Regions from separate parts of the Mus musculus genome. Here region 1 is linked to region 2. The links are chromatin loops, found by intact Hi-C in ENCODE. Cell type or tissue: left cerebral cortex. All regions are shown on one strand. Each heading gives the region's core, and the rest is flanking DNA. Links, peaks and the distances in the headings are about the cores only.

Region 1 (8,325 bases), core at 100-8,099, 52 kb after region 2:
GAAGTTCTTGTTTGTTTTCTAGAAAAGGATTTAAAGAACATCTTTTTTCTATCTCTATATTTGATTGGCATTTCAGTCGAATGTAGAATCTGGATGGAAATTAACACTGGGACTATGTCGTCTCCTCGTTTCTGGTACTGGCACTTAGAAATCTAACGACATTCTGGGTTTCACTTATTTTTGCTTGTCACTTGTCTCCCCTGTTTCCAAAGTGTCTGAGGCTCAAACACTGGATGCCCAGCTCCCCTGATGTGCTGGTTTGGAAGGGTTATAGGACTTCTAGGAAGTAGAGGCAAGTTGGCAGGAGTGGTCACCAGGAATGGGCCACTGGCTTCAGCTTCTTTCCCTGCTCTGCCCCTGAGGAGAGCCCTCTGCCTTGGGCTTCTAGGCCATGAGTTTGACACGTCTTCCACACACAGCACCCACCAGAGTGGACCGGAACCCTCTGAAGCCATGAACCAAGACAAATTCCTCCTCTTTTCAGTTGCCCTGTGGGACTTTTGTCATAGTGACATAAAATAATTGGGAAAAAGGCTTTATAGCTCAACAGGGCTTTTTGAGATTTCATTTTTATTTTATGTGTATGTGTATTTGGCCTGCGCGTGTGGTCTGTGCAACACACGTCTGCAGTGCCTATGGAGGCCAGAAGACGGCGTGTGCTGCCCTGGATTTGGAGTTAAAGATGGTTGTGAGCTGTCATGTGGGTGCTGGAAAACGAACCTGGATCCTCTGGAAGAGCAGCCAGAGCTCTTAACCATGGAGACTTCATCTCTCTCGACCCTATATTCTGTTGTTAGATGTTGCTCATAATGTCCTAGGTATAATTAACTTTTAATCTCATTTTCTGAGCTCTCCATTGAAAGCACCTTTAAGACCCGGTGTGACAGTGCATGTCAGGCACTTCTAGCACACTGGAGGTTAAGAACGGAGGGTCAGGAGTTCAAGAACAGCCTGGACTATACAGTGAGATGGAGCAGGGAGTGGCTTTCAAAAGAGTCCCTTGACTTCTGTTTGTTCTGCATCTGCAGTTCCTTTTCTTAAAAATAAACTTTTTTTTTTTAAATCTTATGTGTATGAGTATTTTGTCTGCATGCCAGATGTGTGCCTGGTGCCCACAAAGGCCAGAAGAGGGTGCCAGAGCAAATGGAGCTCGAGTTACAGATGCCACGTGGGTGCTGGAAACCAAACCTGGAACAGGTTTAAGAGCAGTTCTTAGCCACTGAGATGTCCCTTCCGTCCACTTTTCTGTTTTCTTTCCTCCCTCCCTCCCTCCCTCCCTCCCTCCCTCCCTCCCTCCCTCCCTCCCTCCCTCCCTCCCTCCCTCCCTCCCTCCCTCTTTCTTTCTTTCTTTCTTTCTTTCTTTCTTTCTTTCTTTCTTTCTTTCTTTCTTTCTTTCTTTCTTTCTTTCTTTCTTTCTTCTGCTTTTTTTTTTTTTCCCAGACAGGGTTTCTCTGTATCCTTGGCCATCCTGGAACTCCCTCTGTAGACCAGGCTGGCTTTGAACCCAGAGATCTGCCTTCTCTGCCTCCCAGTGCTGGGATTAAAGGCGTGTGCGACCCCCGCCCCACTCTGCCCCCTTCCTTACCTTAGTCTCTGTGTTCCTTTACTTTAGAACACTTCCTTCTCAGGTATGGAATCTGCACATGCTGTTTAAACTTACTTCTGAAACTAACATTCGGGTCTAATGTCCTACCTCTTCTGTGTGTGTGTGTGTGTGTGTGTGTGTGTGTGTGTGTGTGTGTGTGTGAGAGAGAGAGAGAGAGAGAGAGAGAGAGAGAGAGAGAGAGAGAGAGCATGTGTGCACAAGTGCAAGCACATGCATGTGTGTGCTGGTGTGTGCAGCCATGTGCATGCCTATGGAGACCAGAAGCCAACATCAGGTGTTTCTGATTGCTCTCCACCTCGTGTTTTGAGACAGGGTCTCTCCCTGAGCCTTGTGCTCGCTGAGGCTAGACTGGCTGGCAAGTGGAACTCCGCCTGCCCCCTCCGCCTTGTGCAAGGCCTGTGCTGTCTGTCATCATGCCTCGGATGGTCTCTTGTCTTTTGGAAACTCCCCGATCTCACAGCCAACCTTTACATTACATTTCAGAAGTGGTTGGCTGTATTTTTATCTTCCAAAATGTTCTTCTTGTCCCCAAATATGCTGTCACTTTTAAAAATTTAATTGTCAAAGCTTTCACAGAGTGGGACTGTTTCAGCCACTGTTCTTTATAGCAGGGCTCATTCCCTGCCTCCTCTGGGCCTGAGGCTCCATCAGACAGCAATGAAAAAGAAGAGCTGTTCCACACTTTGCTCTCATTTACTAATATTTAAGATGGTTTATTTGGGGCTGGGGATGGCTCAGCAGGTAGATGCGTATGCAGAAGCCTAACAACCCTGGTTCCACCCCTGGAAACCTCGGAAACAGGAGCAGACTCCCTAAAGTTGTCTAGGCGCCCCCACCCACCCTACCACACACACATAAACACACAATAACAAATAAAAAAATATTTAAAGGGAGACAGATGGAGATTATGGACCCTGCTCTCCTGCCTTCCTCCTTCCTTTTGAGATAGGACATGGTCTACTACCACCGTAACCCACCACGACCAGCCACCACGTAACCCATTCTCCCCGCCTTAGCTCCAAGTGCTGGGATTTACAGACATGTGTAACCACACCCAATTGAAAATTATGAATTCAACCCCCAAAAAGCTATTTTGGACCTCCCCATTCCCAGGGACTAATTCATTCTCCGGCAGTTTCTTGCTAAGGGGGATGGTAGCTCATGGCGTGCAGGCAGAGCAGAACTTCCCGCATGGCCTGGTGGGCTGTAGCCCCCTCACTTGCCCTACCCCAAGTCCAGAACCCCACCCTCTGTCTCAGTATCTCTTCCAAAAGCCTGGCAACCGCTGAGCTGCTCTGGCAACTCCTTGGATATGAACTTGAATCTTACCCTACAGATGGTTCTAGAAATAAACCAGCTCCCCGGTTTCTGAAATTTTGAGCTTTATGGTATGAGTAACTGCAAACAGTTTATGTAAACCAGCCCATCCCTTCTCAAAAGGTACCGGTTGACTCACACGGGGTGGTCTGAGGATCTTGTGATTAACACACGAGACCACTTGGTGAGTGCTGTGGGCTCACATCTTCTGCCCCCCCCCCCCCGCCTCCAAGTAGAGACGAACACTGGCGTCTGCTTCCTAGCTTAACCTCTCCCATGCTTGCAACCAGGAGACGAGCACCACTTGTCTGAGGCACCCATGGAGGCCAGATCAGCAGGCGACACAGGAAGGCTACGCTTTGACATCAATCCAAGTTGTGGGTGCATCATGAAATGCCTTTCAGTTGCAAGTGTGTATGCACTATAGGTGTGAGGATGTGTGTGTGTTCACGTGAGTGTGGGTGTGAGTGTGCCATAGTGTGTGGGTGTGTAGGTCAGAGGGCAACCTCTGGGGGTGTTCGCCCTACTTTTTCATCTACTGCTGTATATACGGGGCTAGCTGTCCAGGGACCGTCCAAGGGTTTCCTGTCCATCTTTTCTCTCCCCACAGGAGTACTGAGTCCTCGTAGACTCTGAGGATCTAAACTCACGGCTTCAGGCTTGTATAAGTGTTTTACCCACTGAGCCCTCCCTCAGCCTCTAACCTTTTTTTGGACTGAGTTTTGTGCCTGTCCCAGTTGAGTTTCTATGGCTGTGATAAAACACCATAACCAAAATCAACCTGAGGAGGAAAGGGTTAATTTCACCTCGCAGCTTGTAGTCCATGAAGAAGGGCAGTTGGGGAGGAACCTGGAGGCAGGAACCCGGAGGCAGGGACGGAAGCAGAGACTGAGCAAACCCACTTACAGGTTTGCTCCTCATGTCTCCCTCAGTTTGCTTTCCAGTATACCCCCAAGGCCACCTCCCTTCCATATTACAGCAGTGACCTTCAACTCCTCACCAATCCTGTGTTCTCCTAGCTGCTGCTGTGCCCTCCGGAGCTCCTGCAATGCGTCAGATTCTAAAGCCCCGCTTTCACCATGCACCCTTGACTTCTTGGATCCACATTCCGAATTCCATGTAGGGGGTGGCATTGCCCAAAGACAACGCCCCCCAGAGACCTGCCCATAGGCCAACCTGACAGATGCGGCTCCTCAATTGAGACTCCCTCATTCCAGAGATGTCCAGTTTTATGGTAGTTGACCAAAACCAAGCAGTCTTCAGGGTGTCACTCTGACACGGTGATGCAATCTTACATTGGCTTACAAACATTACCAAGGAGAAAGGAAGCACTGGGAATCTATCACATTTAAGACCAACTTACAAACCTCCCGTTAGTAATAGCCTGGCAGTGACCACCAGGCTAACACATACGTCAGCATGGGAAGCACTGGATCTCCTTAATGTACACTGTACGAGACCTAGCTGCACCCTGCCCTTCGTCCATCATGGCCTCTGCCCCAGCACCCCGACCCCCATCTTTGGCTTCGTTTGTCTGCACTGTTGCAGCCCGTTATATAACTGCCAACTTATTAAAGCCCCGGAGTGCAGAAAGGCTGTGTGTTTCTTAAATTATGCAAGGCCTGACCTTCTCCTTGGCAAATACCTAGCATGTTTGTCTTCGGCGGTCCACAGTGCTGTGAAGAGCTGTTACCACACCGAAAGTCATTCCTCTGATGTGTGCTCATGCAATGAGGCAGGGACTGATAACCTCCCGTCCAGTACCCGGCAGCAGAGTGTTCTCTGGAGTCTCCTCGTTCCTCACGGTTTTCACGAAACAATCATAACAGCAAGCCCTCACGGAATACTCGAAACGTACCGAATGCCTTGTGTGTGTGGATCTGATAGTCCATCCCGGGAAGGAAGGGAATATTTTTATTTTTATAATAACTGTGATGGTCTTTAATGAGTTTTATTCTCATTTTATAGATGAGGAAAAAGAGGCAGCGGGAGGTCAAATGGGAACGTTGGGATATAAACTCAGTTAGTTTACCAGTGCTGAGGCACTGCACAGTCACCACACAGAGCCTATCTCCTCCAAGACTTTCTGGGCCAGGTCTGCTTGACTTGGGTGTCCTTGGCTGTAGACCACTGGCATGCTCTCTCTCTCTCTCTCTCTCTCTCTCTCTCTCTCTCTCACACACACACACACACACACACACACACACACACACACACACACACGGAACCAACAAGAACTCTACTCAATATTTGCTAGATTAAGCCTGAAAGTACTTTGACAGACACTTTTTTTTGGCTCTGAGGGACATCAGAGAGTGGATAAGATAAAACCTGGGAGCCAGGATGGTGTGAGCCTGAGAAGGTTCACAAGTGCTGCCCAGAGCTATGGTTGTCACATGTGGGACAGGAATCTAGATACGGGTTTGCCAGGGCTGCTTCTGTGGTGCCATTGCCTCTGAACGTCAGTCTGCAAGGCTGATACTAAGGCTCCAGAGAAGGGATAAAACCAAAGGCAGTGGCTGGCTCTACGAGGGTCACCTAGTCAATCAGTCTCAACTTCTTCGGGACCGAGAAGTCAGCTCAGAGGGTAAAACACTTCCATACAAGCTCAAGGACGTGAGTTCAGATCCCCAGAGCACACATAGAAGCCTGACGGGGCAGAACAAACATCTGTAATCTCAGAGCTCCTACAGATGGGAGGCAAAGACAACAGGCCAGCTATGTCCCCTCTAGGTACAGACTGTCTAGATTGGCAGAAATTACTTCCAGTGATTCTGATGTATACCATTGCTTTGGGCCTCCAGGACTTCCTGAGGCATGGGGGGTTGGGAGGTAGGAAGACGAATTACAAAGGTAACTTCCATTAGCAAGTAGCATTCAGGTCTGAAAATGGGGCTTAAATCTTGGCTTGCTGGTTGACCATGGGGACATTCCTTGGCCTCCCAACCTTCCTCCTCAGTAGGATCAGGGGATTAGGTTCCTCTCGTCTCTAAACCCTGTGCTTCCTACCCAGATGGTTAAAGGATGCAAATCCCCAGAAGGAGAGATCAGCTGAGAACTTGGGAGGGCAAAGGTCAGAATGGGCTGGACCAGGCTGTGGGGTCTTGGTAACAGGACACTCTGGGTAGGGGCGGTTACCCTGTTAGACAGACATCCTACTCACAGTACAGAGACTCCAGAGTGAGGCTGTGGGGAAGTGAGGGGTAGGAGGTGAAAAGGCACCTTGGCAGAACCAGACAGCTCTGAAACAAGGCAGGAGGGAAGGCAAGGGGGCTTCTGGCTGACATCGGACACGGCATGACAGAACCGGGGCAGAGACGTGACCAAGGAAAATGGCGCCTTGGGAAGATGCCTGTGGCTGCCCAAAAAGGACAGACATGTTGGAAGTGGGGCTGTGGCGAGCACCCAGACTCAGCTAGGGAGAGAGACTGTGAGGTGGACAGAGGTCAGGTTGATTCTGAGACCCACTGTGGTGGTGGGAGCTACAGTAGAAGAACTTAGTGGGAAAAGGTCGCACACTCTGGGAATTATGGGTAATTCTTTTGGTTCAGTATTTCCTTTGGAAAACCCGCATTCGTATTACCCTTTGCCATTCAGTCCCCTTCCCTGGCTCCCCACTGCTTCTTTTCAAACCTCCTTTCTCATTTTGGGTTGTGTGCCCACCCGTGTACACCCCACTTTTCCCCCTTTTCTAAGAGGATGCTGTTCAGGCAGCATCCGGTTTCCCCTTTGAGACCACGCCTCCCTCAGCTGCTAATCCCGCCCTTCCAGGGAGGGTCAGGAGTGATGCTGCTGCCCCAGAGCCTCCCTTGGGGAAGTTGGCTCACAGAGCCTCTTCTGAGCGCTCGTTTTCTTCCACCCTTGGAGCTAATATCTCAGTTCTTGCTTTGCAATTTTCTTCTCCAAAAGGCCAAAGCACATCTGGAAACGGTCCATCCTTGACTAAGACCACCGAGCCTCCCACATCGCGACAGAGACCTGACCTTTGACTCTGCACCTGCCCTAAGCTCCCTAGCTGCCTCCATGTCCTCAGGAGCTCCCTCGATACGTCAGACTCTAAAGCCTCACTTTCACTAGGCACCTTTGGCTTCTTGGATACACATTCCAAATTCCTCTGAAGTATTTCTTCAGTTCACTGTTTCCCCTGGCATCCTGAGTCGAAGGCCTATCATTTCAGTGTCTCTCCTGAGTATTTTGAATTCTTTCCCCTGGGAGGGTCTCCTACACATGCCTCTCCACTGCACAGATCCAAGCACACCCTTCCTCTAGAGGACGGCTGCCCAGAATACTGTTTGGCTTCCTTGCCAGTACAGTGTTTATAGCTCCAGACCTGGTGCCACCAGCCCAGCTGGCCACAACCTGGAGACCTCACCATGTCTCTATTTCTCCTCTGTTCCCATCCTCAGCAAATGGTTATCTCCCGTTTCACCAAGAAAACCAGAAGCCATGGACTATAGCCACTCTCAGTTCTCTTTCCCTGGAGTTCTGGAGCTCCCGTTACCTTCAGTCATCTCTTCTTCCCTCGTGAACTGGGTGTCCTGTCCCTTTAAGGCTGACTTCTATGCTGCAGGCCCCAAGTCTTCTCCACCCTGTTGACTACCACCCTTTTCCCCAAGCTTCAAATCCTCCTTCCCCACTGTTCCCTAGGACACAACAAAATGCACGCACACGCTCCTTGCTTTACCTCCCTCTCATCTTGTTCCTGCCAAGCTCCTTAGAAAGTTTGGCTATTTTTGTAGGAATGATGCGTGCTCATGCAAACATTTTAAATAATACAGAAGATCGGGAAGAAAATAACTGTCCTCTAGCATCTCAGTACCCAGACGTGATGTGCCTCAGACAGGTCTCTGTGTACACTGTGACACTCGCCTGTCAACCTGACGTGAGCTGGAGTTATCAGGGAAGAAGGAACCTCAGTGGAGAATATGCCCCCATCGGACTGGCCTGCAGGCAAGTCTGATGGGGGCTTTCCCTTGATTAGTGATTGATGTGGGAGGGGCCAGCCTACTGTGGACAGTGATACTTCAGGGCAGGAGGTCCTGGGTATATAAGAAAGTAAGCTGAGTGGGCCATGGAGCTCAAGGCGGGAAGCAGCATTCCTTCGTGGTCTTGGCTTCCCTTAATGATGGAGGGTGACCAGGGCAAGTAAGATGGAAAACCCTTTTCTCCCTAATTTGATTTCGGCCATGGTGTTTTATCACAGCAATAGAAGCAAGTCTGTGCCCACACAGTCACATGATAGAAGGATGTATTAAGGGTTAGCTCAGCAGAGACTGCAGGATACCTGGTCTTGTATGATTGGCATTTTGTAGGCCCAGTGCCTCACCAGCACGCATCCAAGTGGATGCCTTACATTCTGTGACTGCGAGGAATCCTGGGAGTAAATACCACAACTGTTTCCC
Region 2 (8,325 bases), core at 59-8,058:
GCTGTGAGCAGCCTGAGAGGAAGCGGTTCCCAGTGGGCTGTTTTCATTCATCTTTGGCTGACAGAACTCTTCCTCAGCGCTATTAACAAACTGCTCATATAATCAATCAATCAATCAATCAATCAACCTGAAACTTGGAACCAGAAGTCACTTGTAATTTCTACCGCTGGATCACTCCGTGTCTGGAGAGCCGTAGAATTGGTGTGAGCTACCCTGGAGCTGACAGCCGTGGTCCGGCTTCCTTGGTGCAGGGAGAAGCTGCTTTGCTGGGTTCCCTTTGAGTTAAGTAAGGGATGCTCTGGGCTCTTCCAATTTCCCAAGCACTCCAGTGCTAGTGGGCCACTCTCAAGTCAGGCTAGACAGGGAACAGAAATGTTTCCTTAGGACCAGTGTATGACTGAGTGGCTGGAGCCTCTGGTCCAGACCTCTCTCCCACATTTCAGTCAGTATACCTATCTTGTGGGAAGGACATCTCTGGGCCTCTTCTAGGTCCTTCCCCTCCTACATGCCTAAATGGAGGTCCCGGTCTCCCCTCTTGGCCCAGTCTGATCTTGATCCTGTTCTCTCTCATTAAGCCACTCTGAATCCTAAGTCACTCTTAAATCCGTCCTCATCTCTGCTTCCCTCCTGCACAGGCAGAGACCCTCACCATTTTGTCCCTGGACCATTGCAGCAGTGTCTGGACTTGCTCTGCCACAGATCTTTATCCCGCTGTGACTTCTCCATGTGACCCGCACGGCAGCTAAGCCTACCAAGTGATCAGACTATGGGTTCAGGAGCAGGCTTGCAGAGGTGTCGAGGATGGCTCAACCAGAAGTAGTATGGGACTTTGGTAAGCTCTAAGGCCATTAGAAACAGCCATATCTCACAAGCTTGTGTCATGAGAATTAACATGTTTTATATTAAGTGTTTAGAATAGAGTCTAATAACGACAAGCACTCAATAAATGCTGGCTCTTGAATTACCAGTAGTCTTTCTTTTCTTGAAAAAAATATCTTTTATGGGGCTGGAGAGGTGGCTCAGCAATAGAAGGTGTGTAACGCCCTTGTAAAGAATTAAGTTTGGTCCCCAGTGCGGAGGCTCTCACTGCTTCAGCGGATCCAACACCTTCTTCTGACCTCTGTGGGCACTGCATATACACATACATAAATAATTAAAAATAAAGTGAACCTTTAAGATAATTTCATTTAGGAGTTTATTTAGCTTATTTGCTTCTTTTCTTTTTTTCTTATTCATTATTAAAAATGTATTATTTATTTACTTAGCCTGTGTGCGTGTGTGTGCACGCGCGCAGGTTGAAGGACAACTGTGGGAGTCAGTTCTCTCTGCTATATAGGTCTGGGGTTTGAACTCAGTTCACTAGGCTCTGCAGCAAGCAGCATTGCTTGCTGAGCCATCTCATCGGCCTTTACCGATGTTTGCTTGGAAGAAAAAAAGTGATTCTGCTGTTACGTTCTGGATCAAGGCTGGATATTACGAAAGTAAATGTTTTTCTTTCTGCTGGCATCTGTCGACTGAGAGACGCACTTACCATAACAGGTCTCAGTTATATAAACTGTACTTTAAAAGCAAAACTAGACAAATCTTGGGAAATAATTCTATTCGGTTGCTTTAAACACCGGATGCAGAGTGGGGAAGGTAAAAGGAGGGGCTTGGTGTTCAGTGTGTTCTTCTGGCTGCTGTTTTCTGAGAGAACACGGGTCTCAAGAGAGAAGAGGCAGCGTCCACACTCCCTCTCCACTCCCTGGCAGTTCATTTCCCACTGAAGGCCTTGCTTAGCTCTTTGCTGAGCACTGTTCCTGCCCAGCCTGCAGCTGGCCCAGGGACTCCTGTCCCTATGGTGCTCATCAAAAAGGAGCACCAGGGAGGAACACTTAAGGAGGAGCACCAGGTAGGAGAACTCAAGGAGGAGCACCAGTAAGGAGCACTCAAGAAGGAGCACCAGGGAGGAGCACTCAAGAAGACCAGGGAGGAGCACTCAAGGAGGAGCATCAGGGAGGAGCACTCAAGGAGGAGCACCAGGGAGGAGCACTCAAGGAGAAGCACCAGGGAGGAGCACTCAAGGAGAAGCACCAGGGAGGAGCATTCAAGGAGCCCGGCAGATCTAGCACATTTTCCCATCAAGGTGCCCTGAGATGCATGACTGCCATTTCCCCAAGGCTCAGGGCAGCACAGGCTATGAAGGACCACCATCTCTTCCTCCACTGTGATGATGAGGTCATGCCCGAGGCAGAGCCCAGCATCTGCCCTTTTCCCCCACTATGGCCAGGCCTCCTAAGGTGAACAAAGGGAGACTTTTGGCAGAGGTAGCAAACAATTCTGTGACTCAAATATCTTCAGTTCCCTAAGGAGACATGAGCAGAACAGAATGGCCGGTGGTGGGAAGGCTGGGGCTGACTATGGTCTTACACACGGTCCTCCTGTGTCTCCTGGAGAAGGTGTGACAAGAGGTAACAAAGATACGACGTTCTTCCGGATATGCCTTACTGCGTCCTTCTAGACATCACCACAGCCTGCTTCCCGCCCGTGGATGTGGTCCTCTCTTTCCACAGGGCCGGAGCCTTCTGGAAGCATCCACCAATAAGCCTCAGAGTCGTTGCCATGGGAGCTCCCCTTTTCTCAGAGGAACTGAGTCCCTGATCCTACAGGATGGGAGCTGTAGAATGTCTCCCTAGTTTCTCTGGGTAGAATAGCAGGAAGGGACATCATTAAAATACCAATTACTGATGGGGAATATGGCATACATCTGACAATTTCCGCCTGCTAGAACCCTACCAAGCGGCTGTTTTCCTCAGCGAGCTTCGACCTCACCATACAACGGAACTCAGGCCGAGGAGGGTCTTGTCTGGGATGCCTGCTGACGCTGTCATAGGTCTCCTCTATTAGCTGGGTTTCTTAAGAAGCCTGGAGCTGGTCGCCACCCTTGCCTCTAATGCATGAAGCCAAAGCTGAGACAAAGCTCCCAAGATGAAGTATTATCAAGACTAGACCATTGTGTTGTTTTTAATTATGTAAAACCAAATTCCTTTTTACCCGGAGCCAGTCTGCACTAGGTTTACATAATTGTCAATGGCAAGGCTCAGTTCTGAGAATGGAAGCTCCCAGGCTAGTGGGTGCAGAGCCTGGAGGCTGAGCAAGGTCTCTACAGGCGGAGGTGTGTCCCAGCTAATGAGAGACATTTGAATGTGAATACAAAATCTAGTTACAGAAAGTGCTGTGCCTTGATGGGTCAGTTCAGGGCACTGCTGGAGCTCAAGACAGAGAGGAATTCGATTTCTTCATCCCCTCCTTTTTTTCCGTTTTGTTCTTGTGTTTGTTGTTGACAAACGACTTGCCATGAAGCTCTGGCTAACCCAGATTCTAACGCGAGACAGGTTTGCCTCAAACTTGTGGCAATCTGCTTGCCTCAGCCTCTCCAGCATGAACATGTGTCACCAAGACAGGAAGGACCGGCTTCTGAGAAGGGATGAGAGTTCTATAAATTGTTATGGAGAGAGCAGGGGGAGGGAAGAACAGTGGTGTGGGGAGAGTTTAGTGTGACGAGCGCGTAATTACCAGAGAGTAATGAGGTTGCCAGAAGGGCTGTGGAGAAGGCTCAGTGGATAATGTGTCTGCTATGCAAGAACAGGGCTTTGAGTTGGTATCCCAGAGCTCACAGACGCACGGAACGGCGGCAGATGAGGATGACAGAACATCCTACTCCAACTGGCTAGCTTGGAGCATGGCCCTGGCGCAACAAGGTGGAAGGAGAAGGACCAGCTAATTCCCCAGAGTTCCTCTCTGACCTTTACAAATGCTGCAGGCCACACACCCAGCCTGGTCCCCAGTCAAAAGGACTGTTGGGCTGGGGAGGTGGCCGAGTTGCTAAAGCGGTTGCTTTGTAGTCACGGGTACATGAGTGTGGAGCTTCAGCTTCTACGTAAAGACCCCGGTGTGGTGGTGCGTTCGTGTATTCCCTGTAACTGGTAGGCAGACACAGAGGATCCCTGGATCTGGCCAAACTGGTGAGCACTAGTTTCAGAAAGAGCCTCTTTGAAACAAACAGGCTGGAAAACCGGTTGAGGACATTTGGACATTTGACACTGACCTCTGACCCGAGCACTCGAGTGCGCACGTGTACGCGCGCGCACACACACACACACACACACACACACACACAGACACATTCGTGAGTGCTTAAGAGCACATGTACACATGTGCACAAAACAGTAAACAATAGACTTCCCTCAAACTAAGCACTCGTCAGGTACCGGGAAGGAGGAGGGAACCCCAGTTTCAGTCCTCACTTGTCAGCCATATGACTTCATCCACCTAGAGATCACCACCAGGCAAAGAACAACAGCTCCCGCCACGCTGCGCCTGCGGCAGCTTAAAACAGAATCAAACCGACAGCTGACCTGGGCTCCGTACAGCAGCGACTCGCCGTGCACTGTGAGAATTTAGCCTGTAACCAGATGACTGTGCTCACGGAGACAGCCTGGCGTTAGGAGAAAACATGTAGGCAGACCCATTTTGGTTTGGGTGATGTAGATTCCAAACTTAGAACACTAAGTGGCCCCTTCCAGCTTCACCTCCAGCGCAGAGAACATTTTGGGATACACAAACATCGGTATAAAAGGCAGCGAGCAAAACCTATCTGCTTTGCATGAGGCTCCTGTCGGACCTTGACCTCAGGTCCTTCCTAGGACATCATGTATGAAGTGTGTCATGAAGTGTTACAATCATGGAATCCACGAGGAGCGTCTCCAAGGCTGGCCATGGGGTCGGTGCTCCAGCGTCCCAGTGAGACTAGTGTGAGTCTTGGCTGAGTTTATGCCAGCGGGGGAGGCTACAGTGGAGTGGCGTCTACACAGGGCGAGGGCAATTTCAGCCAGTGTTTTATGTTTCCTGATCCTCTGGTGTCCTTACAGTTTCCAGAAATGTTGAAATGTCCCCAGACCGGCCACATGCCACATAACCACAGGCCTTCCATTTTCTGTAGACAGGATCAGGCTGAGAAGTTTCGGGACCGCCCACCCTGGCTTCAGGACCTTTGGGGTCTGCACGCACGCAGGCTTTGCGTGGTCGCCACCCTGCGTGGCTACCACATGGCTTTGTTCCTTCCTCCCCTCCGATCTGACTCACATGTCTTAGCTGCCGCACCTCTGCACTGCTGAGGGACAGTTCAGGGGGTGTAACCGCAGAATGGCTGGTGACTGATAGATCCTGGGAGGGGGGGATTCACTGTCTTCAGATGTGACCTCACCAGGTCCCGATGAACATCTCCAAACCCACGGTCACACAGGGGACACTGGCTTGGCTCAGTGAGTCACAGAGCCAGATGAACAGACATGAACATGAGAGGCTTGTGGGGAGAACAGGGGTGTGGGGCAAAGGGGGTCCAAGAACAAATTTAATTACAAGTAAGGAGTTTGGGACAAACAGCAGCATCTGACTTCGCTGCTTGATGTAAGCACCTCCATGTTAAGTTCCTCTCCATGAAGGACATCTTCGCAGCAGCAAACACTAAGGTCTGCCTTTAGTTCCCATGACGTGAGGCTTGCCTCTCTCTGGCATGGGGCTGGATTCCCCGGGACAGCACAGTCCAGAGGAAAGTCACACATTACTACCCAGGCACCTTCGGTTAAGCCGACTACAGACGTCCCTAGGTCTGTCCGTGCATTTAGCAAGGAGCTTCGGGGTCATCTTGACAAACGTCTCTGTGCCCTCACAGCGGAGCACTTCCAATATCCATCCTTTCTCACAGGATGGCTTAGAACTCCAATGAGTCGACTTATCAAACCTAAGTAATCCGTGTGGGGGTGGGGGCTGGCTCAGTGGGTGGGAGCAATCACTGGGCAAGCATGGGAGCTTACATGCCTAGCACCCATTTCAAAAGCAACGGTAACCCCAGCCCCATGAGGGATGGAGACAGGATGCTTGCTGAGGCTTGCTGCTGCTAACTAAGCTCCAGGTTCAGACCCTGTCTCTGGGGAATGAGCAGGATGCCCAACATTCTCCCTAAGGGAGGCAGATGTACCTGCATACCACCACCACCACCATCACCACCACCACCACCACCATCACCACCATCACCACCACCATCACCACCATCACCACCACCATCACCACCATCACCACCACCACCACCACCACCACCACCACCACCACCACCACCACATGCACAACAGCGATCCATAGCAGATCTAGATCAATAAGCTCCGTGCCCAGCATTCCTGTGGATGCTCATACAGTTACAGCTTCGGCATGAAACATCAACCGTGCCTTAAGTTAGGGCTGTGGCTTCACTCACAGGACCGCCAGAGCAGAGCACATTAACTACTGCCCTAAAGAGACGACCGTACTACTGCTGAACTCACAACGACATCACACTGGAGAAAGCCAAGCGCCCTCTAGAACGGAGGGTGAGGCGAGCCCTTTCCGGAGGGAGGCCCACACAGAAATGAATGCACCATTTCTTCCCTCCTAGAACGGGCTCCTATCTCTGGACCGCCTCCCAGGCCGCGGTCTGGAATGGGCGTCTGACAGGAAATTCTGGGCAGTGTACACATACATTACATTCCTTTCCCATCCCTGAAACAGCAGTCAACAAACGCAACTTCCCCTCTGTTGGTGTAACATGGGAGTGGAGAGAGGCCGGGCTGCAGACCACGGAGTTCAAAAGATTTGGTCTAGAGAAGAGTCGGAGATCACCGATCAGCCTCTATTTTATTTCCAGGAGATAAAATTCCCCAGGGAATTCCATGGGACAGTGTGAAGGAGCCACCTACGGGAACACCAATGCTGGCAACGGGTCCTCAGCAGTGAGGGGACCACTTTCTTCTCAGGTGACAGCTGTGTTTTTTTCTGTCCTGACTTAACACTTGTGGGGTGCGTTTATTTGAGGTCCTTTATAAAAGTCATCTCTGCTCTTCAAGGCGTGTGGCACAATCATAACAGACCCATTTCCCCATGAGGAACCAGAGCCTCCCAGACTCCCAGACACCAGGATTCCTGGCACTCTCCCCGTCTTTGCCTAGCGCACTCCCTGCATGCTGGGTCTTATTTCCAGGGACACTAGCTGCATCTGAGCTCTCACAGTTCACTTTAGAGTCACCCGTGAGACACAGTTGGAGCCAGGAGGGCACACAGTGGCCAGAACTGAATCCTTACTATCTGTACTGAGGCGCAGCCTCTCAGTGACGATGCCTATGAGCCCCCGCTCTTCCTTGTCTCAGCACTTTTCTGGGTTCTCCGTGACCAGGGACTAGTTAAACAAGCCAGGTTTGTGGGTTTGTGTGAGGCTGGGATCTGAGGTCTGAGCCATCACAGCACAGGAGCCATAATAACTAACAATGCAAAGGATTGAAGCACACAAGAGAAACACAGGTTACAATTTAACAGTAATCAAATAAATGGTGTTAAAAAAATAAGTCCCACTTTTGTGCTTATCAACGGAACAAAACGGCGCTATCCAGAGGAGGAGTGTGAAGCTTGGGAGGTACCGGCCTCGCCCAGACACTGCCCACTGCGTAACTGGCATCAACCTGTTTGAAAGGCAGAACAGGAACGCATCACACTCGAGGAGGCGTTTGTGATAATTAGTTTAACTGTCAACTTGACACAAGATGGTTGGGAAGAGAGTCTCACTGAAGGACTGTCTGGCCAGGCTGGCCTGTGGGCATGTCTGGGGGGCAGAGTTGTCTTGATTGCCTTAATGGGTATGGGACAACCCGGCCTGAAATCGAGGAACACCACTCTCTGGTGTCCCTCTGGTCTCTGGTGGCCCTGAACCATTTAAGAGGAGAGCAAGCTGGCTGAGCCACAAGCACGCATGCCTCATTCTCTCTCCTCTGGACTGTGCACGTGACCGGCTCTGACTTCCTGCACCTCTTTGCTGTGATGGACTAAAACTGGCACTGTGAGCTAGCATAAGCCCTTGCTCCCTTAAGTTGCTTTCCGTCAGGGTGTTTTACCGTGGCAATGGGAACAAAGCGAGAGCCGGAAAAACCGCAAGCAATGTGGAGGTCGGACGGAGTGGCTGCTGCTGTTGCAGTTCGTCATAACAATGGCTGCTGCAGAAAGCACTGTGTGCACAGATCGAGTCTTCTCCATGGGATGTGTGGCTAGCACAGACAAGCATCTCAGGCCTGTTACAGCCCTGCCTACATCAGCAGTATGGGCTGGATAAACTCTGGAAGGTGGGCTGTGGGGACCTTACCAGTCATGTTCACATTCCTGGGCCTAGAAATGCTGGTGTATCACAGGCCTGCCCGAGTAGCCACCGGATTAGTTATTTTCATGGCTGCGACAAAATGGCCAGACCAAGGCAACTGAAGGAAGGGA

The links. Hi-C counts contacts between places; a loop is a spot of excess contacts. Peaks named below come from ENCODE experiments on the same cell type or tissue, not always from the same donor. Only the 100,000 strongest peaks of a DNase experiment are listed, where the experiment ranks them.
Region 1: it touches region 2 in a loop (5-fold over the local background); 3 of 42 quality-filtered maps call a loop at or near these places.

Annotation. Positions count from the first base shown.
Region 1 is chr9:118,948,635-118,956,959 of GRCm38, reverse strand. All of the region lies in intron 1 of Ctdspl (CTD (carboxy-terminal domain, RNA polymerase II, polypeptide A) small phosphatase-like), which reads right to left. Among named protein-coding and RNA genes, the nearest start is that of Ctdspl, 26 kb to the right of the region's middle. In left cerebral cortex, for the core only: no CTCF peak of the experiment used is centred there; DNase peaks (open chromatin) are centred at 2,940, 3,291, 4,520, 7,633 and 1 more place; H3K27ac peaks cover 4,301 bases.
Region 2 is chr9:119,000,668-119,008,992 of GRCm38, reverse strand. All of the region lies in intron 1 of Ctdspl (CTD (carboxy-terminal domain, RNA polymerase II, polypeptide A) small phosphatase-like), which reads right to left. Among named protein-coding and RNA genes, the nearest start is that of Gm33645, 21 kb to the left of the region's middle. In left cerebral cortex, for the core only: no CTCF peak of the experiment used is centred there; DNase peaks (open chromatin) are centred at 3,141, 3,466, 4,464, 7,134 and 1 more place; H3K4me3 peaks cover 431 bases; H3K27ac peaks cover 6,263 bases.